Regions from separate parts of the Mus musculus genome. Here all the other regions are linked to region 3. The links are chromatin loops, found by intact Hi-C in ENCODE. Cell type or tissue: heart. All regions are shown on one strand.

The links. Hi-C counts contacts between places; a loop is a spot of excess contacts. Peaks named below come from ENCODE experiments on the same cell type or tissue, not always from the same donor. Only the 100,000 strongest peaks of a DNase experiment are listed, where the experiment ranks them.
Region 1: a loop joins it to region 3, with 4 times the contacts of the local background. A loop is called at or near these places in 2 of 42 quality-filtered maps.
Region 2: it touches region 3 in a loop (2.1-fold over the local background); 10 of 42 quality-filtered maps call a loop at or near these places.

The regions. Positions count from the first base shown.
Region 1 is chr13:11,560,063-11,568,062 of GRCm38, forward strand. Ryr2 (ryanodine receptor 2, cardiac) reads right to left here. Exons shown (of 105, transcript NM_023868.2): 100 at 6,786-6,920; 101 at 462-618. Among named protein-coding and RNA genes, the nearest start is that of Ryr2, 540 kb to the right of the region's middle. In heart, a CTCF peak has its summit at 3,780 (motif pointing left); no DNase peak of the experiment used is centred here.
Region 2 is chr13:10,066,797-10,074,796 of GRCm38, forward strand. The region is part of intron 3 of Chrm3 (cholinergic receptor, muscarinic 3, cardiac); the gene reads right to left. Among named protein-coding and RNA genes, the nearest start is that of Gm40665, 270 kb to the left of the region's middle. In heart, a CTCF peak has its summit at 4,565; no DNase peak of the experiment used is centred here.
Region 3 is chr13:10,357,534-10,365,533 of GRCm38, forward strand. Chrm3 (cholinergic receptor, muscarinic 3, cardiac) reads right to left here and starts at 3,270. Exons shown (of 5, transcript NM_033269.4): 1 at 2,731-3,270. It overlaps Gm26861 (a long non-coding RNA gene), which reads left to right and starts at 1,946. Exons shown (of 7, transcript XR_001780860.2): 1 at 1,946-2,403. In heart, a CTCF peak has its summit at 3,299; a DNase peak (open chromatin) is centred at 3,508; H3K4me3 peaks cover 2,195 bases; H3K27ac peaks cover 377 bases; H3K27me3 peaks cover 3,370 bases.

The DNA.
Region 1 (8,000 bases), 1.2 Mb after region 3:
TCATCTGAAAACATCTGAGGCCTATAGGAAAGCCTTTTCCATCTTACTATACCTGCGCCTCTGATATCCCCACCAATTTTTTTTAACTTGCCTTGATCTATGACTCCTTTTTTTGTTCTATAAAACTATAAAGCTTTATAAAACTGCTCCCGTTTTAGAACAGAAGATTGGGAGTGACATAAATCTTTGTACCCAGGACGTGATTACTCAAATTCAGTTCAAAAGTAAACTCTTATTCCCTGTATGGCGAAAGCTGCAAGGTTAGCTTGTTGACATCAGCACATACTTCTCTATTTTCCCTCTAGAGATTTCACAAGGAAGGAATACGAGAAGAAAAGGTTCCATCTGGCCTGGGCAGAAAACATGTCATACTGTTAGCCCACCTTGCATTGTTGGCTTCAGCAGCAGATGGCTCAAGGTCAAGATAAGATGCCCAAGAGCCACAGCTGGATGTGGCTTACCTTGTATGATAGCCAAAAGGATGACAATCACGAAGAAGAAGAATGTGATGTCAAAGATGATGCGGTAGATCTCATACTCGTCTCCTGCTGGGTCTTCAATTTCATCACCAATGCCCCCTCCAGCACGGACGCCCACATACATGTGGAACATGTAACACTGGAAGGCAGGAACAGAGACAATTCTGAGGCTTGCCACCCTCCCTGGCACTCCACTAACACGAGTCTTCTTCTCTAATTTCTCATTCTGAATGTGAAGTATCTCTGTGCTCTGTGTCATCTGTCTGATTTAATCCTCCTTCGTGTGATCTGACTGTGGCTCCTGCACTCTCTCTTAAGCCAAGCTCCACACTGGTCACTCTGTTTAGACCTTCTGTGCCGCTTGGGAGAGACAGAGAAGTGCTTCATTAGCGCCTTAGCCTTGAAGCACATGAGGCAATATAGCATTACGATCACTTTATTGTAATATGAGTTATATAAAACTACATTGTCTGGTTATTTCCACAATGGCACAGACATGGAACAAGAAATTAAAAGTCCAGTGGAGTAAAAGATGGAATCTTAGAAACTGAGCTAGATGAAGGAGGACTTACTGACTTCTTCACTTAACGCTAATACAGTGGGATGCAGAAATCTTTCCTACTTAGTGTCTAGGCAAATGAAGAAAGATGGTGTGGAGAGATGAAGAGGAACGAGAAACTCATTCATTAAAACCAAAAGGCCACCCACAACTCCTACAGCTGTGAGGCAGGACGCACCAAAAGATTTTTGCCAGATCTTTGAAACAGAGCTTGGCTTTAGCAGCACAGGCATTTGAGCATTTGAGAACTCTGTAATCCCTTATGATCAGGGCCATCCTGTACATTTTAGATTTTAGGAGACTTCCTTTTTTCTATAATAATGTATAGTCATGTCACTCATAATTTACTTAAATATATATATATATATATATATATATATATATATATATATATATATATATTTGTTTTTTTGATATATATATATTGGTTTTTTTGAGACAGGGTTTCTCTGTATAGCCCTGGCTTTCCTGGAACTCACTTTGTAGACCAGGCTGGCCTCGAACTCAGAAATCTGCCTGCCTCTGCCCCCAAGTACTGGGATTAAAGGCGTGTGCCACCACGCCCGGCTAAATATATTTTTACTTAAAATTCAAACTCTATATACAATTAGAGATTTAAAATGAAATATACTTATCAATTAAGTGAAGAATATGCAGAAAGAATTAAGGCCTAAAATATATAATGTTTTGGCAACTCGGCACTTGTGTAAACAAGAGCAGGAAGTGTATATATATATATATATATATATATATATATATATATATATATATATATATATAATTTCTTGAATTTTCTTCTCTTTTATTCTTTTCTCATATATTACATCCCCACTGGTTTGCTTTCCCCTCCCTCCCCTTCCCCCAACCTCTACCCTACTACCTTTCTCCTCTAATAAATCTCCCGCACACCTTCCTCAGAAAAGAGCAGGCCTATCAGGGACATTAACCAAACACAGCATAGCAAGTTACAATAAGAATTCTTAACATCTACTGACTAGCTGCTAATAGTATCTTTATATATAGTATAATAATAATAATAAATGACTTCTACATTCATACCCTGGCACCTCCCACAATCCTACCCCTCTATTAACCTCCCCATCTGTAAGTGTTTGCTGTACATCCTCTGAGCCAGGTGGTAGCCTTTCCCATCAAAACCACATCCTTCCAGGACAGAAGTCTGAAGGTCTTCCTTAGCCTGTCCTACACACCCTAACTTATTTAACACCTGCCCCTTACCCCTTCCAGACTGTTTAGCTGCTCCCTCTGCAGTGAAGGAGAAAAGCCTGGCACTTTGTCCACAGCTCAGCACTTGGTTCACAGGCCCACAGTCCCATCCCCATGTGATCCTGCCAGGTTGATAATCAATCATATGAAATACCATGCTCATAGAAGTACTTTCTCAACCTAACATACAATAAGCCAATGTCAAACCCATGATGACATCTGCCCTGAACCCCCCTACTATAAAAACCCATCTAGACCCACCAGCCCTATTCTGGACCCTAGAAAAGGCTCTTTGTGGTAGTGAGGCCAAGAGAGTCCTCTAGAAAGAGTTGGTTTAAGGCTGTAGCACCCAGACTGGTTTAGGCCTATCAGCACACGCTGTCTTCTGGAGGCTCTCGTGTCTAGATTGATAGTGCCATCTACTGAGTCTGTGTCTAGATGTTTTAGTGACAGTCACTTGAAAAAAATAGAACCAAATATCTACCTTTGGGACACTACATTGATTCCTTGAAACTTGGTGGCAAAAATTGTCCACAGTGCCTTTTTGAAGAAAGTATAATTTATTTTCAGTGTTTACTTCTGTTTTCAGTCTAAACTCTTTATACCACATATACTGTTTATTTTTACCAAGGAGAAAATGGTGTCCCATGCTCTGCTCTGAATGTGAATCTTCATACATAGACCTGAGGCCATGGGGAACAACGATGATGGTCGCGGGTGTCCTGGCTGGCTAATGTTACTGTGACCGGGTATCTTCGGGAGGTCGGAGGGGCTTTCTTAGCCTCAGACTTCCAAGCAGAGCTCATGGTGGCCACACTGGTAAGGTGTGTGAATACCCACTGTTGTCTGGGGCTCAGCAGTCAAATTTTCATGCTTTTCCTGAAAATCAGAACCCTCTTTCTCCACATTTCTTATCATAGACTGAGCCTAATTAGGACTAAAGTGGAAGAAGGTGGTTTGGAGACAGAAAACTACACTTCTTTCAGGGAATCTGAAAAAAAAAATGAGAGGAAAAAAAACCTGGGGAAAGATCAGGAGACAGAGGTGGGGTATGAGAGGGCTCAAAGGAAGTGTGGCAGAGGGAGGGGTGGTACCAGGGAACCAGGAAGCAGGAGCCAGAGACCTTGCTGGAAAGATGAAGTTGGATACTAATTAACTGAGGTGATGGCCAGTAAGTGCATAAGCAGCTAACTTCCCCCAAGCTGCCTCTTATCCTCATTATCTGAAAGGGGTGGGGGCTGAGGGTCCTCTGGTCCTGCTGAGCTTCCTAGGACAGGCCTATGCACCCAGGCTCCTCAGCTACCACCATTTTGCCCCCAGCTATAGACTTTTTTTTCTCACACTCTCTCCTCCTACATTCTCAAAGATGTAGTTCAAATCCTATGAGGACACGGCTAGTATAATTAAGATTCTTAGAATGAAACATCATGATCTTGGGAGGAAAGAAGGAAGACATCCCTGGGTGAGTCCTAGAGTTTGTAAAACTTTGGCTGCAGTGCCACCTGCTGGAAGTGACAGAACCCAAGGGTTGAAGTTCCTGCTGATAACTGTTCTCATCCCACAGAGATAAGCCTGAGCAGCAAAGATTCAGTTTTCTCCTCCTGAAAGGAGGCACCAGACACCCTTCCTCACAGAACACCCAAGCTCTTCACAGTTAAAGGCAAGATACAAACCTCATGGCTGTATGCAGAGAATGCCTACACCATCCAGAGCCACCAGTGGTCTTGCTCATGGCTTTCAGAAGTCCCTCAGACTGATGATTTACAGGCTCTAGCTAAGTCAAGAGCCCACTTAGTTATCCTAAAATGAGACTGTGATGTTAAGCATGGCGGTCAACTTGATTTGATAAAGAGGCGCCTAAGAGTTTAGTAAGTGTCCCTGAGGATGCTAAGTAGGCCATGAAAGCTCTGATAGAAGGAATGGATGAATCTAAGGAATGAATCTAAACAGTGCTGAGATGTAGAGGGAGGAAGAGGTGGGGCCGTGATGGAGGAAACAGGTCCTGGTGACAGGTGCTCCAAGCTATCTTGCCCTTTAGAACCTACTCCTCTTTGCTTCCTGACCACCAAGAAGCAAACTGACCTGCTCCACCATACATTCAGTACCACCACCAGCACAATCTAACCTCTGAAACTGTGAGCCATGACACACAATCCGTGCCTTAAAGCTGCTCTCAAGCACTTTGGCAATGGCAAGGCAAAAGTAAAATGGAGATGAGTTTCTCTGCCTTCTGTATTCACATCCCACAGTGCTAGACAAGCCCAGCCAGGCAAGGCTGTGGTAGTCCTAAGAAAAATTAAGGAAAACACTAGAAATGCATATGGATATTGAGTGAAAACTGAGTCATCTCAGGAGCTGTGACTACAGATGATCAGTCACATGGTGCCTCATGATATGAGCAACTAACATAACAAACAGACTTTGATACATATGTACAATCTCTTTAAAATTGTAAAAATTCTAATTCCTAGTATGAGGAATGGGCTAATTTCTCCATAGATCCACTGACTGGAGTTATTAAAAGCTTTAATATGTTTTAACAATTAAATTTGGTTTTTTTTTTCTCTTCTGGCCTAAATCTCTTTCTTTACAGTAATAGTTGGGCATCTTCTTAAACCTGTGAACTGAATGAATTAAAGTTACTATCCACTGTCTAGCCACACAGTTGACCCTTTGTCTATTGTCTTATTTTTATCATGTTTTAAAATTACGCCGGGCGTGGTGGCACATGCCTTTGATCCCACCACTTGGGAGGCAGAGGCAGGTGGATTTCTGAGTTCGAGGCCAGCCTGGTCTACAGAGTGAGTTCCAGGACAGCCAGAGCTATACAGAGAAACCCTGTCTCGAAAAACCAAAAAAAAAAAAAATACTTTTTATTTGTTTATTGTGTGGGGGTGGGGTGCCATGACATGGATTGGAGGCCAGAGGACACCTTTCAGGCATCTCACCTTCCAGCATGCAGGACCTGGTGACAGAATTCAGATTGGCTGTAAGGCTTGGAGGCAGGTGCCTTCCCCACTGAACATACTGCAGGCCCTGGCTTATGTCTTTTTAAAGGTGTGATGAGAACTTTACCCATCAGGACAGCATCCCTGCATAGCTAATATATTTTGGCCAGCTTATTGTTTGCCTATAAGACTTGATATATTTTTTGTTATTTTCAAAAATAATAATTTTTGCTGTTCACACGTTTCTATGTTTTATATACTATTCAGAAAGTCCTGTTTGCCATTAAAATTTATTATTTTAAGGACTCAAACCTGTCTTGTTACTGTCTTGAAGAGAAAGATTGGCATTCATTTTTACCACTTTGCTCTCAGAGACTTATACATGGTCAGTAAGACTTATTGGTTTTTTTTTTATTTTATGATCGTAAAAAGCAACATTATCATAGCTTAATTTCTTTAAGTATTTGTATGTACTTCAAGGTACTCTATTCTATTCCCAAGGAGGTGCAAAAATACCTAATTTACTATTCACCAGAGTATCTTCCAGGAAATTCCCTTTTTTAGAGAAAATTCTAGAGAAATCTCATCCTATCAGCCCCCTTGACACTCACACACAACCCGGCCCTTGTAGGTATTCCAAGATGTGAAGGGCTCACCAAAAGTTCTTGCTCTCTCCAGCTAGCAATAGTTCCTTTGGCTTAATTTTCCCCTCCCAAACCTAAGTGCTCATGGAAAGTAATTTTTGTGATTTGCATATGAAGTATTCCCTGATAGAGTCATTGTCTGAACACCTAGTCTCCAGTGGGTAGCACAGTTGCAGACGCTATGGAACCTTCAGTAGGCAGCACCTTGCTGGAAGAAAAATGTCACTTGGGAGGTGTTGTGAAGTCATATTGTCTAACTCTGCTTGCTGCTTTGTTTCTTGAGTATGGATGAAGAGTGACCAGTCGGGCTCCTGCTCCTGCCTTTAGGACTTCTCTGCCTGCTGCATGACTTTGCTGACATGATGGACTCTCTCCCTCCAGAATTGTAAACCCTTCCTGCCCTGCATTGCTTTTGATGGGATATATTATTCCAGAGACACCCATCAGAGAGGCAAGCTGGACAACAGTGACACCCAACGGTGTGAAAGCTGGAGCATCTGTTGACTGTCCGAGACCAAAAGGTGACCTCTAAGACAACATATTCAATATAAAAGCAAAGTATCAGCTCTGTTAAGATGCATCTTTAGATCTGGGTAACATCAGGGAAAGTCAGTGCGACAAGCAGAGCAAAGGCCTTGGAACGTTCACCCGCTACCCTGGAATGTGTGACTCACAGGCTAACATTTGCCCCAATTCTAACTACGTCTCTCAGCAAGTCTACTAATTACTAAGTCAAACAAACATGGGCGGGAAATCTTCAAAAACAGTCCTTTCTGCTCTGCTGAAATGGCAGTGGCTGTTGTTTGAAGAGCCACTCAGCCTTCCATTGTGCCAAGCACCTCCTCCTCTCCTGCACTGGGGATTAGGCAATGCACAGTGCCCATGGATGGCGGGCATGGGGTGGTTTCCTGCCGGTTCAGGAGCTTACCGTCAGCATGTCATCACACTTCATGTCTGGCGTGTCACCATCCTCACTTTTATTGTAGAATTTTCGGAAGAAATTGAACGCCACGACAGTGTACAGGTACACAACAACAGCCAATAAGCCAACAGTTAACACGAGCTGAAAGCAAGGTGACATTAGCAGATATTGGGGGATACAGGATGTATGACTGGTGGGTGGGAGGGGAGTACTCTATGGACACACCCGGACTTACTGACTATAAGCCAATATGATCCATGCTCTCATTATTCCTCACCTTCTTAGCTCACAAGCAAAGTTTATTTGCACATTGTCTTTATCAGTCTGACAAAGCATTTTATGCTATGCCTAACGACTTAATTGGCTAACAAGCACACAACACAAACCAAGTAAAGATGAATTCCAATTTAGTTTCACACTCAAATCAAATTATGTATTAGAAAGCAGCTTTAATGTTCAGAAAATAGTATATGCTCTCCTGCATTATAAATCATTTTTTTTTATTTATGGGGATGTATGTGTCTGATTGTATATATATATGACACCAGATGATGTGGTGCCTGAAGTAGTCAGAAAAGAGTGTGGGATCCCATGGAACTGGAGTTAGTCAGTTGTGAGGTACCTAATATGAGTGCCAGGAACTGAACCAGCTCCTACCTTCTGTGCCACCTCTCTAGTTAACTGTGCTAGGAGCTCTGCCATAATCCACTGACTGGCAAATGAGCAGAGTACACAGGGATTCTGGCTTTGTGCCTTTGAGTTGCCATGAGCATCACAGCTTTATTCAGACCTGTAGGTGACATGTGTTGGAGCTTCATGCTGGACTTTTGAAAACAAGGGATTGTGCTGATAGTAAAGGTAGCTGTGAGTGCAGGTTGGAGGGGCACTGATTATTAAATGTACTGGACTAGAAAGACTGTTGCTCTAGATAATTAGCACAGAATTGTTACCACCAATTGGACACATGAAGCAGCTGACAAATGAGTAAATATATACATCTGCATGGTCACGGTAACAGAGGTCCAGCTTGAGCAGTTGGATTCCATCGGAATGTCAGTGGGCTATCTGGACCCAGACCAGCTATCCCCTATGTCAGCATGCCCTTGTCAAGTATAAAGCATCATTTAGACATAGTTCAATTTAAAAAGTCATGAGGATGTCTTGTCAAATTAAAATGTATTAAAACTGCCAACACCTTTTTGTAAATGCAAGTAATGCACT
Region 2 (8,000 bases), 290 kb before region 3:
AATCTACACACGATCTCCTATTTGAGGTCTAGCATCTCACATCATCCTGTCATCCTCATGCCCCAGCTAAATCCAGTATTTAAAAACTTGTAGCCAGAACGTTTTTCCATTCCATGGTAGAAAGCCGTTTACCTTACAAAAGATGCATTGCTGGTTACCAGTTCCTTCTTCAGTTTTGCACAGAGAGTCTTCTCCTCTCTATGTGCTTCCTGTACAGTCACTAGCTCAAGGAACGTGATTCAGCAATGGTCTAAGTCCATTGCCACTAGCGCTTGTTTCTGAATTCCTTGTAGTCTACTCACACCTTAAGTTTCCTCTAACCACTTCTTGTTTTTCACCCATCAGTTGTAGAATTGTGTGATCTACCAGAGACTTGCAAGAGGAATATGGTAACAGGAATCAAGGAAAAGAAGAATGGATATTTGATGGGAATATTTTATTGGTAACACTCAACTTGAAATACCATGTCTGAGAAATATTACTCCCACTCCAGCATGTTATATAAACGTCTGCATTTTCTTCTCCAAGAAGAAATAAATGACTCTGGATGAAGTGTCTGTGCCCTGGTCCTTCAAGAGTCCATATCTCACTCCGAGATGCCAGGAACACTTCACCTTGGGTCACGCTCTGAGCTTTGTGTAGTTCTTATGTAAACCTCAGTCTCCAGACACATTCCGATCTGAATTTATTTCAAATTCCGAACTGCGTTTATTCCATTCCTCTCACTTAAAATTCCAGTCGTGATTGGAACAGACACACTTCATTTACCTTCTGTCCGGTGTTCAGTGTTCAGTGTTCAGTGGTGTTAGGTCTTGCTCTGGCAGGTGGCATTCAATCCTTCATTGTCTCTGTGTCAACTGATTAAAGCTTTGCTTTTATTTCTAAGGGATGTTATGACCTTCAATGTCCTCTTTCTTGATGTTTTTTTGAGACTAGAGCATGAGGAATCTGGCAAAATACTATGATAAATAATAACACTCTTTCTTTTTCAACTCCACCATTCACTTGTCATGGCACCAAGTCACATCCCAATGAAGGATAAAAACCCAACTTCCCCTTTGTGGTCTATTTTAACCAATTTTCTATATAACGAATGATATAAAATAAGGTAACTTGATAAAATGCCAGAGGCAAGCACAGCTTAGTACCGTCTGGCTTGAACAAGACACGTCACTTAGGGATGAGGCCTTGGGGAAGGTCTGTTCTCAAGGAGGAAGAATGCAATCCGTGGAAGGGAACTGATTTTTTGTTGGATGTGTGCGACTTTCCTGAGTGAGGTTTAAGGCAGAAATGACAGGTAGTTTAAAAGAGCCAACTATCTCTGAGAAAGCAAATGGCAAGAAGAGCCGCTAAACTGCTTAGGGTACCGTGCAGGATTGTAGAAAGCTGCTGTCATTCCTATCAGTGGCTGGCAGCTATAAGCCTCCATCTCTGTTGTTTTACTCATGAAGCATCCATAGGTATGTATGTGCCTGGGTATGCATGACTATGAGTATGTGACCTCTTCGGCTCTCCCGCAGGGCTTTCCAGGGATGCTAAAACTCTTTGTATGCCAGAAATTGGCCCCAACTCCCTATGGTAATAAAGTAATGTCTTTCTTTACTTTGACAAACTCCCTCTGGCTCAACTTTATTCTTTCCCTTCAACTCAAAATACCATGGCTGATCACTTCAAATATTCTCCTGCCAATATCCACCACTTCCCAGAACTTCTGCCACCGATGCACAGCCTCCTAAAAGATTTCAGCTCCAAATAAGGTCACTATTTTATTTCTGTCTTTAAGAGCTTAGCTATTACATTCTGATAAATTCTTGTGACTTCATGGATGAGTGCTGGGGCAAAGCCTTTGTCTTCAACATCCCTGGGATCCCAACTCTGCCCAGATAGGAGTCTGTGCCCTTTTCTTTCAGATCTTAATTTGTCTTTCCAATCTAACACGATGTTCAGCCCATGCTTCCACACTCCCAATGAAGTCCTCTGGTCCTTAGAGGGAAAGTAACCCAGAAAGTGAAAGCGTGCGTAGCTCTCTCTCCTCTTATGTATTTATCCCAAGCATACCTTTGCATACCCAACTCACAAGAAAGTTATTTTTTAAAATTCAACCCCAATCTTCCCACCTCTATTTCAGACCCAATCTGCCCGCTCTTTATCTACCCACCATGTTCAACATCGGTTCTTCCCTCCCTTGGCTCTTGTGAAGCAGGCCTTGAAGGTGGTGGTTGGTTTTAGGTTTTGGTTCTCTGCTATTCACTGAGCTCACACTGACAGCCCAGTTCCAGGAATCACTTGAGTCTTTTTACACCATTGCTATCTGCAAACGCTATAAATCAAGGTTTTTATCTACCGCCCCTCCCCGAGGCCGGGTTTATCGGGATGGCACCACTTATAAGCATTCTAGACACAAACAGAATAAAACCTGCAGTGAGCTCCTTCGGTCTATCCCTGTTCACACTCTAGTCCTATGGCCTTCTTCCTTTCCAGCTCTGTTGACCAGGGTCATTTGGACTCAGTTCAGCCATTTGCTCCTAACCAAGCTGAATTTGCCTTCTCTGTTCCTATCGGTTCCTCCCAGAAGCTGCTAGTTCCAAGGTAATCAGTAACTTGCTGGCTGATGACTCTATCACTATGGTTGTGGGGGCTGCTGACTCCACCTGTGGGGTTCAACATCGCTGACTATTCCTTATTCATAATTATCTCATCTCCTTGTAACATTTTCTTGAGTTTCCCCTACCTGTCCTAGCCATTTTCTTTCTGATTTCTTTTCAAGGTCTTTTTATTTCCTACCATTTTGCTAGATCTAGCCCACACTCCTTCCCTGGCTTCTCTCTCTCTCTCTTTTATTCTTTTCCATTTTTATGTTGACCTCATCAGTTAATCTGTACTGTAAACATCAGCAAGGTATCCATCACTCATTAAGACCCCCTGCCTCTCAAACAATCCCTTGTATTGCAGGTGCCATGGTCACGGCTCATGTAGAGGGGTCAGGTACCAGGCATGCCAGTCCCAATGTCACTCAATGGGACCTCCCTTTCTTCACTCAACTGATTCTTTTCCTTGAGCCCTTTAGTCTTTTTCTTATGCTGCATTTGATATTCATGAGTGTGCTTCAGTTTGTGACCTTGACCTAAAACATTGCAGCTTCCCTCTTTGTCTTGATCTACCTCAGCAGCTTCATTTCTTCATTTGCTGGGCTACACACACTTTTGTCCTTTCTGTATTCCCCCTCCCCAAGTCCTGAGTCCTTGCTCCCATCTACTACAGGACCTTTGCACACACCATCTTCTGCCTCTGCTACTTCCTTTTTTCCAAGGGAACTCAGATGCATCTTTCTGATCTTGGCTCACCGGAAGTTTCAATAATGGAACAGTCCCTGACTGTTCCTTATCTGTTCCAATCTCATTACAAAATTTTCTGAATTGCTGATATAGGAGAGATCTAGTGTCTTCACACTCTGGTTTAATGAACAGAGTGTAAGTCTTTCAGAGTAACAGATGATCATGTGGTTTTATGCTTTGTCCATAAATCATGTAATGGACTATCAATATTTGTGCTCATATCACACACACACACACACACACACACACACACACACACACACACACACACACACACCTTACTATCTAACCTGAGGTATACTTCTCCCTGAAAGGGGCTGATATAATGAGACCAGGGGACACAGAACTATAAACTGCAGAGGTCTCTGGCAAACTAGGATATGTCTCCCAGCTTTAGCTGACATAATAGGATAAATAGCTTCATGTAGAATTCTCTTTGCGAGTGCAGTGCTCCTGGGGTCATAGCTGATTCCACGATAGAAGAAGCAGGTGACCCATCTTCCACAGTGCCGTGCTCCGAAGAGGGTTATGGCTGGATTCATCATTTTGAATTTTATCAGCCACAGTTCTGTTTTTCCCCAAACCTCCTTTTTGGTTGCTTCCCACAACAAATTAATCTTATTGTTTTAATAATAATCCAAGCAATAGGCTTGGCACAGCTAGGAGATATTGTGGTTTGAAAGGGATGTAGCCCTGTGTGTGTGTGTGTGTGTGTGTGTGTGTGTGTGTGTGTGTGTGTGTGTGTGACGTGTTTGAATCCCAGTGGTGGTGTTGGTTTGGAAGTTATAGAGCTGGTAGGCCATTGCATCTCATGGGAGGATGTGGGTCACTGGAGTAAGTCTTGAGGCTTTGTAGCCTGGCAGGCCTTCCTTCACTGACTGCTTCCTCACAGTGTTGCCAGATGCCTCAAGCTCCCTATACCATGGCGTCCTTGCTACCATGCATCTCCCCTCAAAAATAAACCCTTCCTTCAATAAGCTGCTTCTTGTCAGGTATTCGATCCCAGAAACAAGAAAGGTAACCTACTGAGGAAGGGAAGAGAGGACAGGAAATCAACCTTTAGAGAAGCTGCAGTTGATGATTACAGGGTAAATACCATCTTCCCTCCTGAGAGACTCAGATAGCACTTGGCTCTGCCTGGGTAGACACAAGCTGCCGGGCTGTAGCTACGGTTCAGATCTCACACGTTCAGTTCACCAAGTCCATTTTTCTAAGCCCCCTAGAGGGAGACAGCACACCAGCAACACATCACTGTGTATTACATTTGCTCTAGTCCTCCACCACGGCACTGAAGTGCCCCACGGGGCACCTTCATGCAGTTGCTGCAGGAGGAGGGGTTGTTTGTTCTGCCTGTGTACACTTCCTTTTAGGCAATGCCTTCTGGCCCTGGTACTAGTACTTGAAGGGGCTTTAGGAGGCAAGCCACATCTCTGATTTTGGCATATCTTAATATGACACCCATGTTTAAATCCTGAGTAAACTGAAAGGCCCCAAAATAGGTTCTTTTCTTATGTGGTCAAATTCCGTTTTTGAGGTGTGATGGAGAGCAGGATGTGATCAAGCTACCTTGAGGTCAGACGATGTTTTCATCATACACAATGCATGTGCGGTACTGTGAACTCTTCAACTTAACCATAAGAAGAATTCTTACACAGTAGTGTTTGGGGCTTTGGAGGCACAGTCTTTACGAAGTGGAGCCCTCAGATACTTAAGGGAAGTAATTTCTTGGACTGGAGTTGCTGGAGAGGGAGAGGCTTAGCATTCGTGTCTCCTAAGTACTGGCAAGAAGCCTGTATGAAATGCAGAGTGTTTTAATAATCAGAATCCTCAAGTTCCAGAAACCAACATGCTTCCCGCTTCCCAACGCCACTGTGCTATCAGCACACAATTCTAATAAAACTGAAATGTAAATGCTGCTATTTTCAGACCAAAGAATGATACTTCACTTATTTCATAAGAAGCATCTCTTAAGACAGATATGACTTTCATACAATCTCTTTGTTCCTTTTTCCTTTGACGTAAAGAGAATTCTGTAAAGGACACAGAGAAAATGAAAACAGCTCACAGATCAGTTAAGTCATTTCAAATCACAGCCAAGGATAACTGCAGCAAAAGCCATCTGAAGTTACCTGAAGTTGATGAAGAGCCAAGGAAACATTCAGTGATCGTGAACAGATACATGCGTTTTTCCAAGTTCTTGGTGTGATATGAATAAAATGTGTAATTGACATGAAAATCACAGGCAGAGAGAGAGGGGGGAGAGAGAGAAAGAGAGAGAGAGAGAGAGAGAGAGAGAGAGAGAGAGAGAGAGAGAGAGAGAGAGAGAGAAAGAGAGAGAGAGAGAGAGAGAGAATGGGAAGGAAAGGGAGAGAGGAAGCAATGAAGGAGGGAGAGAGAGAAAGAAAGAGAATGGGAAAGAGAGGGAGGGAAGGAAGAAGGGATGGAGGGAGAAATAAAAAGAGAGCGAGAAGGAGAGGGGGAGGAAGGGAGAGAGAGCATGCATGAGACAGGGAGAGAGAATAAGACAGTAAATGCATTTATGTGGAAGGTTTATGTGGAGGTCAGAGGTCAACTTTGGCTATCATATCTCAAGCTCTGTTTATTCTCTCTCCGTTCCTCTCCCTCTCTCTGAGACAGGGCCTCTGGCTTTGGGCTCACTGATTTGGTTAGGCTAGCTGGCCACTGAGACCAAGTGTTCCATCTACTTTTGCTTCCCTCACACTGATATTACATGTGCGAGCCACTTTTGAAAAGATTTATTTTCATTTTCTGTGTATGAATGTTTTGCCTGCTTATATATGTGTACATGCCATACATATAGTGCCCATGGAAGCCCGAAGAGGGCTTTGCATTCCCTGGCTTTGGATCACAGATGGTTGTGATCACCAAGGGGGTTTTAGGAACCAAGTCTGAATACTATGCTAGAGAAGGAAGTGCGGAGCCATCTGTGCATCCTGAGCTTTTAAAAGTGGGTTCTGTGGATTGACCCTGGGACCTCATGTCTGTACAGTAAGTGCTTTACCAAGTCAGCCATCACTTTCTTATAAAGATGAACTTTCTTTGCTGGGAATGTTTCAGAATGAGCTTGTTGGGTGAGCACATGGTAAGCCCAGGAAGAGCTATCACAAGCTTTGGGAAGGGACCCTATCACAGCTTTGAAGATGGGGAGCTGGGTTTGAGTGAGGGAGAGTGATAGTGGCCAAGTTTGGGCAGGATTTGTTGCGTTTGCAATTCTTTCCTCGGGACTCAGGGGTCGTTGATAAATTATTATTTGAGCTCATCAGAAACATCCAAAGTATTTTAAGTGGTGGGTTTGGGTCCTGCCCTCCAGAGATAGGAGTAGAGTGTAGGGTCAGCCTATATGTGAATGATTAAAATTTTGGCATAGTGTAATTTCATTTGTTGAGTCAGAAAATGAGATGGGATTGTTGTGGGTTAGATGTGAAATTTCTTCCATAATAGTTCTTAGCTGGTGGCAATGTTGTGGGAGGTAGTGGAACCTTGTGAAGATGGGAGTCTTGTGAGCAGAAACACATCACTGGGGACAGGTCTTGATGTGAGCCTGTCTTACTCTTCTATCTGCTTTCTGTGTTCCATCTGTGGAGACACTGTGACTAACAACTCCACATTCCAGCCGCCATGTCTTCCCCATGATGATGGATTGCAGCCACTCAAACAGTTACCAGTCAAGATAGGCTTCTCATTCCTTAGGTGGCTTTTTGTTAGGGATTTTGACACAGCAATAAGAAATGTAACCAAGAGAGAAATCTTAGGTAGAATCTTTTAGTCTCTTTTAGTATTGGTGTCTAATATAGAAAGGAGAATGGTTTTGAAACTTTTGTTTCATCCACTAAGTAGGAAGTAGAACATTACCCTGTAACTGTAGACTCTAAAGTCCTAGTGAAAGGACCAGAAAACCAAACCAAACTAGAATCAAATTTAAAAAATACTAGCAGTGATTGAGGGTTTATTATGTGCTAGACATTGTTCAGAAAGTGGGTGTGGTCAGTAAGATTTATAAGCTTACTGTGTCTTTCCGGAAAGGGGGCTTTTGTATTTTTGTAAAACAAATGCACACACACACACACACACAGACACACACAGACACACATACAGAGACACAGACACACAGACACACACACACACACGCACGCACATTTAGGATGGAGCAGTGAAGAAAGATAAAGGTAGGTGAGAGGTTTGGTATACCTAAGGTAGAGGGGTGATGTGCTCTTATATAGATCAGATAGGAAACCCTCTTTAGCAAGGAAATATAGAGACACCTGGGAGTCAACAGAGTCTGCCCTGGGACCTACCAACTGGAACACGATGGGGAGAGCATCTTGACTGAAGGGAAAGAATAATTATAAATATTCCCAATTTATACTCATAAGTGAGTTTAATGTCTGTTGCAGCCTGAGAGTGTGCTTCAAGGCCAAGGCTACAGAATCCTTCTCTAAATTAAGTCATCTCAAGGTATATTTATTTTCAATCGATGCTTAAGTTCAGTTACAGCGTCCAGGATAAAGTAGCATAAGTAAAGGTATTTAATTATTGTTTTCTTTTCCAGATCCTCAACAGAATAATTACTGAGAAACTCTGTTGCCCAGAAAATGTCTATTAGAATTATTGAGTACCAAGGAAACTACAAAGGCAGTGAAGAGG
Region 3 (8,000 bases):
AACACACCATGACATAAAGTTAGGCTTCATACATGAAGGGGATTGGGGTACACATCTCTGTAGAACCCTTTATTCGTCCCTGGTGGAAAGGGTCACCACAAGTGCTCTACATGTAAACGTCCCACACTGCAAACCAGACCCAGTGATGATGTCCAGGCCACTTAGGTGTAAGCAACTGAATCTGCCAAGGCTAACATCATTATCAGGCAAGAACACTATGTTGGCTCAAGATATGTGATATTTTAGGTTTAAAAAAAAAACAAAAAGAAAAAACAAAAACCTTAAAAATAAGTGTTAGCACTTCAGAAAGCTTAGAATCATAACCTTTAAGTTTGTATTCAGTTTATTACCACGAATCCAAGAAATCTTAGCTCTATACATTACCCTTCCACACACCTCACATTCAACAGGTTACCTACTATTAAAAATTAAATAAAGTACAATTAAAATGAGCTTGTATTCTCATATATTATAGTTTAAAATAACATTTTTTTCTTGTGTAAAAGTTAAGTCATTTATTTTTTTATAAGGAAAAATGAAAAGATACATGTTAAAGGGCGTATTTATCCTTGCTTCAGCAATCTTCAGAAACAAATATGTTTGAAGCAAGGTTTGTCCAGCCTCCTGTCAGGAAAAAGCAGTGAATCCTTCCAGATCTCCCTAAAGCTTCGTACATAAGTTTTAGAGTAGGTTTAAGACAGAACTACTCTTATTTTAATGTCTAGTCTTTATCTAAATCTCACCCAATTCCATACAATCTACTTCTTCAAATTACACCCTTGCCTAACAATTTTCTACGACCAAAGATTTATGCTCAAAGGTTTCTCAAAAGGTCTTGCCTTTTATCTCATTTTGTTATTAAACTATTGAGTCCATTTAAATCATTATCTAGTATTGTTTGTTTTAAAGTCTTACATCACTCTTGTTTTCCTGTTTAATTCCACCTCAAATCACCCTCCCCAAGCCTAAGGTACAGTCTATATCGGATCTGCAGCCATTATTTTTAATAGAGTAATCCATTGCTAAAGTTGTGTTGTCTTACAGAACTTCGGAAATGACATGCCTTCTGGCTTAACAGTAGGTAACTGCGTGTTAAGCTAACGGAGGCAAGCCACACAAACATCGTCTAAAGACAGAGTTATCAAGTGGTAGATGTGGGGTTCACACTCCACTTCTGTGGCCTATGAGATCACACATGGAAGAGGTAAGCATGACCCCTGCACATGTATACGTCCCAACACCAGCTCCTGCCACAGCAGGGAGCCACCAGCGAGTGGCACAGCAATGGAAAGACCTCATTCCTGTTTAATATTCATCCACCGCATCCATGTGTGCATTTTTCCAGGCTCCCCTTTCTCCTTTTTGAAAGGTATATCTTCCTGTAAGATCTCTCCAGCAAATCCACTAGCACTGTTTTAAACACAGGAAACCGTGTTGAACCGTTCCTGCAGAATAAGTGCTTTCCCAATATGAAACGCTCTGGACTCCATAATTATTAAGCAGGCTTTTAAGAATATGTTCTGTTTTCAAATAGTAACCCAAAAAGGGGTGGGGGCGGGGGCAAAGTGCTGTGTGTGTGTGTGTGTGTGTGTGTGTGTGTCCAGGAATGGTACATTTCCTATCTTGTTGAACCTCAGAGGCAAAGAGGGAAAGGAAAGATCTGTTGAAAGCTCACAATGAAGTGGTCAGTTTCCCTAACAGCAGAGTCTGCCACCCTTTCAAAACCCTGTCAAGAATATCAGTGGAGTCGGGTGGGTGGATGGTGGCATATATGCTTACAGACTTCAGACAGGTTCAAAACACTTATCCACAAAACAAGGTCTGCGGTTTTGAAAAATGCATCCATATGGATGCGAGTCCCCAATGCTCCTTTCCTCTCTTACTTCCAACCCTTGCGTGCAAGGAGAGTCTCACACACCGGCAGACAAGGCAGCGTCACAATTCCAATACTCAAAGCGTGGAGTGGACAAGTGAATTCTACCCCTTTGGGTCAACCATCTCCCTGACCTCAGCGGTTTAAAAACCACCACATAGAAACAAGCTGCGCACAGAAACGAGGTTGTGCCAGAAAGGAGCGGGAAGACTCCGGAGAAGAGATCCGGTATAGTTTAGCAGCTCTGGCTGAGCCAGAGTAGACTCGCGCCCTGGCGCAGTACCCTCTCCCAGGTCACCAGGCGTGGAATGAAAACCGCCTTTTCGCTCCAGAAAAGTGACCCCAAGAGTCGTCCCTCGCTGCAAGGTTGGCAGGGATCTGACTTAGCTTTCCTAAAAAAAAATTAAAACGGTATTGAAAGGCCCACAGAGGACCCAGCACACAGGAGCCCAGACAAACAGCTCTGGCGCTCCCTTCTTCGCTTTTGGATCCTGCCTATGAGAGAGAAAAAAGAAGCCCAAGGGATCCGGGTGAGCTGACAGGGGTGCTCTCTTGGCCACTGACCGCCTGCCCCTGTCTTTCCCAGGCGCTCGGGTGCCACCTCCGCATTCTCCACCCTTCGTCCCTGCGCTCCAACTCCTCACCAGACAGATATCCAGTTCCTGTTCCCCTAGATTGACAAAACCACCTCTCTTCGTCCCTCCTCAGTCCTTCCTTTAAACTCCACCAGCAAACAAATTTCCTACGGAGGCAGAAAACTTTTCCCCTTATTTCACCACCAGATAAGGCAAGAAACCGGGTCAGGTTCGCTGCTAGCCTCTCTGCACTGCGCGGTAGCGAGCAGCGCACGTCCTTACCTGGCAGCCGTGCTCCAGGTGGCTGTCCCACTCCAGTCCTCCGCGCCTCCCCGAATCTCCCGGACTGTCCAGTCCGCTCTACCGAACCTCGGTCTCTCGCAGCAGGGAGTTCGGAGACAGCGACTGTCCTCAGGTTCGCTCGTGCCTCGGAGCCGCCCTTGTCTGCATCGCCCGGCTTCTGGGTGCAAGCGCAGCTGCGGGCTCCTCCCGGCCGGTCGCGAGTGCGGGGCTCCCGGCTGCAGCCGACTTGGCCCGCGGTTGCGCTCCCGGGTCCGAGCGCGCTCCGCCCGCGGGCAGCTGCGGCCGCGCGTCACATGCCGCCTCTCGGCAGCAGCCGTGGCACCTGCCCGGGCGACCGCACTGGGGCTCGGTTAGTCCGCCCCCGCGTCCTGCGCGCCCCTGCCCACCCCAGCCCTCTCTGATCTCGCCTTAATTTTTTTTTTTTTTACCCTCCTGCTCTCTCACTTCTCATTCCTTTTCTCTGCCTCTTTGTATATGTTTTATTCTTTTCTCCAAAAGCAGACAGAAGGCGCTCCAAGTGGGAGGAGATCTGTCCCTCCTCATGAACTCTTCCTCTGCCTGGTGGTGGCGATCGTGGCTACTGCTGCCCTCGTCCTCCTCCCCTTCCTCCTCCTCCTAGTCCTTCTTCTTTCAGTGTAACTCACTAGCTGCCTGCTGGAGCCCTAAACCTGCTCTGTTTCTGAGCATGCCCAGTGGCACCGCGGGCTCCTCGCTTCTCCCCGCGTGCTGGCTTGGCTGTATTCTCCGCCTGGCAGGGGCGAGGGAAACCAGCCCAGGGAGATCCTGGGTACTTTTCGGATAGGATCGCTAGAGGCCGGGCACAGAACCTGGGCGAGGAGTTTCCACCCACCCAGCGTGGCCTCACGTGCTCCCTATTTGCGCTCAGTGTTTCAAGGGTTGATGTTGATCAGATGTTTCCGTGTTCCATTTGAAGTCTGAAGTGGGTTTCCTTCAATTGCTTAGAAGGGTATGAAGAATGCGATTTCTTGGACTGAACTTATGGACAAGTGAACCTCAGCTCCAGAAAATAAAGGAGCCGGCTGGCAACCTTTCTCAAGGGGACAGTATGGTGCGTGTACGATTTGAGATTTAAAGAGCGTTTGTTTATGCAGAGCGAAGTAGCAGAGGACAGGGCAGCTTTGCTCCCCAGAAGTTTACACTTTAGGAGAAATTAGAGAAGCACTGCTGAAAAGAACGCGTCTGCGTGCATATGCACATGTGTGCACACTTTTTTTTTTCAGCCAGGAAAATTAAACCACAGTCTCACTAGTCTCTCTCTCTCTCTCTCTCTCTCTCTCTCTCTCTCTCTCTCTCTCTCTCTCTCTCTCTCTCCCTCCCTCCCTCTCTCTCTCTCTCTACCTTCCTCTCCCTTCTTCCTTCCTTCCTCTCTTTGTTTCTTTTTCTTTATCCCTGACCCTTCCTGCTCTTCCTCTCTCTCTCCCTCCCTCTTTCCTTCTTTCCTTGTTTCTTGCTTCTCTAGCCCTCCTCTTCCCTGGGGTCTGCTTTGAACTCCCATCTTGATCTTTCTTCCCCCCTCTTCCCATGTGGTGGGATTTCTGGCAAACCTAGCCAGGCTTTTAAATTCATATACAACTCCAGAGGAATGTGAAGCTGGGAGAAAGGGGGATTACTTACTATAGACTAATGTCAAGTAACTAAATAAGGACAGAGTAGCGAGCTCTAACAAAGTACTAGATACTAAGGAGGCTGCTGCTGCAGCAGTATGTGGCTTTTCCTAAACACAGATAAAAATGATGATATAACATTCTTATAAAAGCACACGCCTGTAACCCTAGGATTTGGCAGTCTGCGACAGGATGGCCCATGAGTTCAAGTTTAGCTTGGGCCATACAGACAGCCTATCTCTAAATAAATAAATAAGAGTGGACCAATGCAACAGTGTCTTTGGGAAGAAGAGACAAGGGGGACTGCAAAGAAGGAAGAAAGGAGAGAGAGAGGTAAGGCTGAAGCAGGAGGTCAGAGGAATAAGAGAGAAGGAGTACAGGTGTGCACAACAGGAAACAAAACTTCACAGTTTAAAAAGAAGCAACATTATTTTTGGTTCTATTTAGAGCAAGAAGGAAAACAGAAGAGAGAGATGTGATATGGAAATTTTGTCAAGGAATATAGAATAGTTAGTACGGCACTTCCTTTCATGACTGTCTTTCCTGGGTAGAACAGTCCTTAAGGGAAACACAACTAAATTGCTCTTAGAGGGAATTCAAGTCAAAAGAAAATTTCTAATGAGGAGGCCTGTGGCTGCTCTCAGGTGAGTTGCATGCTGGGTGCTGAGGTGGGAAGCAGTAATCCTATAGCAGACTCTTGTTTCCGTCCCTTTCAGTTGGTAAGATGATTATTGTCTTCACATGTTCTTCCACGTTTCAAAACAAATATTCAAACCACACATTGAAAGCATTTGTTTTAAGTTCATCTGGGGCTGGAGATGCAGCTCTAGTTGGCAGAGTACCTGCTAAACATGCATGAAGTCCTAAGTTTGATTCCAAGTACCACAGAAACCATGGTGGCTCATATCCATAACCACATTGGGAAGATGGATCTGGGAGGATCAGCTGTCCAGGGTCATCCTTGTCTACACAGGGAGGAGGAGGCCAGCCTAGGATACACGAGACTCCAAGGAAAAAACAGTTTTATTATTCTGATCATGTACTTGGTTTTGTCTTATTATTATTCCTTGCACAATAAAGTATAATAACTACTTATATAGCATTTGCACTGTGATTAGTATTGTAAGTAATCTGGAGAGGATTTAAGAATGGAAGAACATATGCCATATATGAATGGTACATTTATATAGGGGTCTTGAACACCTTTGGGTTTAAGTGTCTGCAAGGGTCTCACAACCACTATGCCAAATATATTGATAAAAGGCATATTAATTGGTGGATTATAAGAATGAATGATAACATGCATGAAACATATACTATATCTAGTGTGAGGTATGTATTCCATTTTAGGGCCCTTAAATCCCATAGTGAAAAGCAAGACAAAGGTAAAAGGGTAAGGAAAGTAAGTGTTCATTTGATAGGAAAGTGGATTTAAGTTATATTGCACTCTCACTGGTATGAATACAGGTGCCTTCAATAGTATTTGGTGAATCCATAGACCAGGCTCTGTGGATCATGCTTTTCAGAAACATCCAAGTGTCGTCGTCGTCGTCAAGTCCTCCTCCTCCTCCTCCTCCTCCTCCTCCTCCTCCTCCTCCTCCTCCTCCTCCTCCTCCTCCTCCTCCTCTTCTTCTTCTTCTTCTTCTTCTTCTTCTTCTTCTTCTTCTTCTTCTTTTTAAAAATATTTTTATTAGGTATTTTCCTCATTTACATTTTTGTTTGAGGATAAGCTTCAGTAGTAGTTCTCTAAAGAAGCCATGAAATAAATCAATTGTGAATAGTCAGGAGAGGAAAGGAAATATTTACACCTTAGGAATATATGTCTGTCTGTCTGTCTGTCTGTCTCTCTCTCTCTCTCTGTGTGTGTGTGTGTGTGTGAGTGTGTGTGTGCAAAACAATCATCTCTGCTCAGATACATGCATAAGTGACATGTGTGTGTTATCCTAAGCATTCTTCCTGTTGTCTCTATGAACATGATAAATGAAAATTTAATGTTTGTGTTGAATAAACTACAGACTAACAGTTCGGATAGAATTGCCCTGAGTTTCTTGTTAAGTAGATTATATTTGATTCAAATAAGAAATTTGTTTCTGAGTTTGCTGACTTTTTGTTCAGAAGACCTACTGCTCAATGGCACTTCAGCGGAAAGTGTAACGTGTATTTGCTAGATTTGAACATGAGCTGGACTAAGATCAATGCTAGTTTGTAACAGGTCAAAAGCAAGACACCCATGAATATCTACTCTTAGATACTGATCTGAAAGAAGGCAGATCAAATGAGGATGAAATATATGTTGATATTCTGTATACATTAAACACATCCTAGATATTTACTGTCTAAAAAAGAAAAAATAAACCCATACAGTAAAATTATAAGATTCAGTTACTAAGGGGAACCCTCTGGTTATAAATAATAAAAGTAGCTAATCAAATACTTCTCTTTCTGCTGTAAGATAGCTACAAAGCTCTGTGAAGACAATATAAAATAATACATGTAGGTATAAAGCATGGCCAATGGAAGATTGGAATTTAGGGTATTGAGGTTACATTGAATGAGCATATTCCTATTTTTTTCTTTATGAAACATATTTTCCTTAAATAGAAAAAAAATACAGAGAGGTGAAAGCTCAGCAGGGTCAGGCCAGTTTTCTGGGTGAAAACACGTGACAAGAGAGCTGGTGGTTGGCAAGGAGGCTGAGATCTTCACATGCAGCAAGGCCTATGTTTCTGGAGGGTAGATGGAGTGTGGGGCAGAGAGGCTGAGATCTATGTGGAGTTTCTTTAGAACATGCCTTTCAAGGAAATATTTGAATCTGGGTCCTTCCAGAATGGAAAGACTTTGGTGAACACCTTAGAAATCTTAAAAATTCCTAGGTAAAAGCAACTTCTTAGATGTGTGGTTGCTGGCTATAAAGAACACATGTGAGATAGATATGTATAAAGACTTTGGACTGGGGGGGGGGTTCTTTGAAAGGTTACTGTGGTCAACAATAATGCCACTGGCTAGAACACAGCTCTGGAAGTTCATTAGAAAAAGAAACTATAAGCTAGACTCTCTACAACTGCACCCTGCAGCACTCGACTTAGGGCTGGAGAGATGGCTCAATGGTTAGGACCACTTTCTTCTCTTTCAGAGGTCCCAACATTGGTTTCCATCACCTACATTGTTCAGCTCTCTCTACTGCTTGTTAACCCCACCTCCAGGGGATCTGATGCCATCTTCTGGTCTTCATAGGCACCCCCACACCTGTGTATACACACACACACACACACACACACACACACACACACATAAATGAAAATAAATCTTAGAAAAAAATTTTACCAGACATGTGAAGATGCAGGAAAGATCATTCATGTCACAGAGTTAGTAAAAAATGAAGGAAAAGAATGATTTACATTCCTAGAAAGAGTAAACAAATCCATTTGAAGAAATTTAATTGATATTTACCTCAACTGTCCTGAAAGTGGAAAAAAAATCAAAGTGAGAACATTCCATGATATATTAGAATATAATAATGGAAGAATGAGGGGGTGGGAATATAGGTCAGTGGAGGAACGCTTACTTAGAATGTTTATGATCCTGGGAGTACTTCTGCCACGGTGGGAAAAAAAATAAAAACAG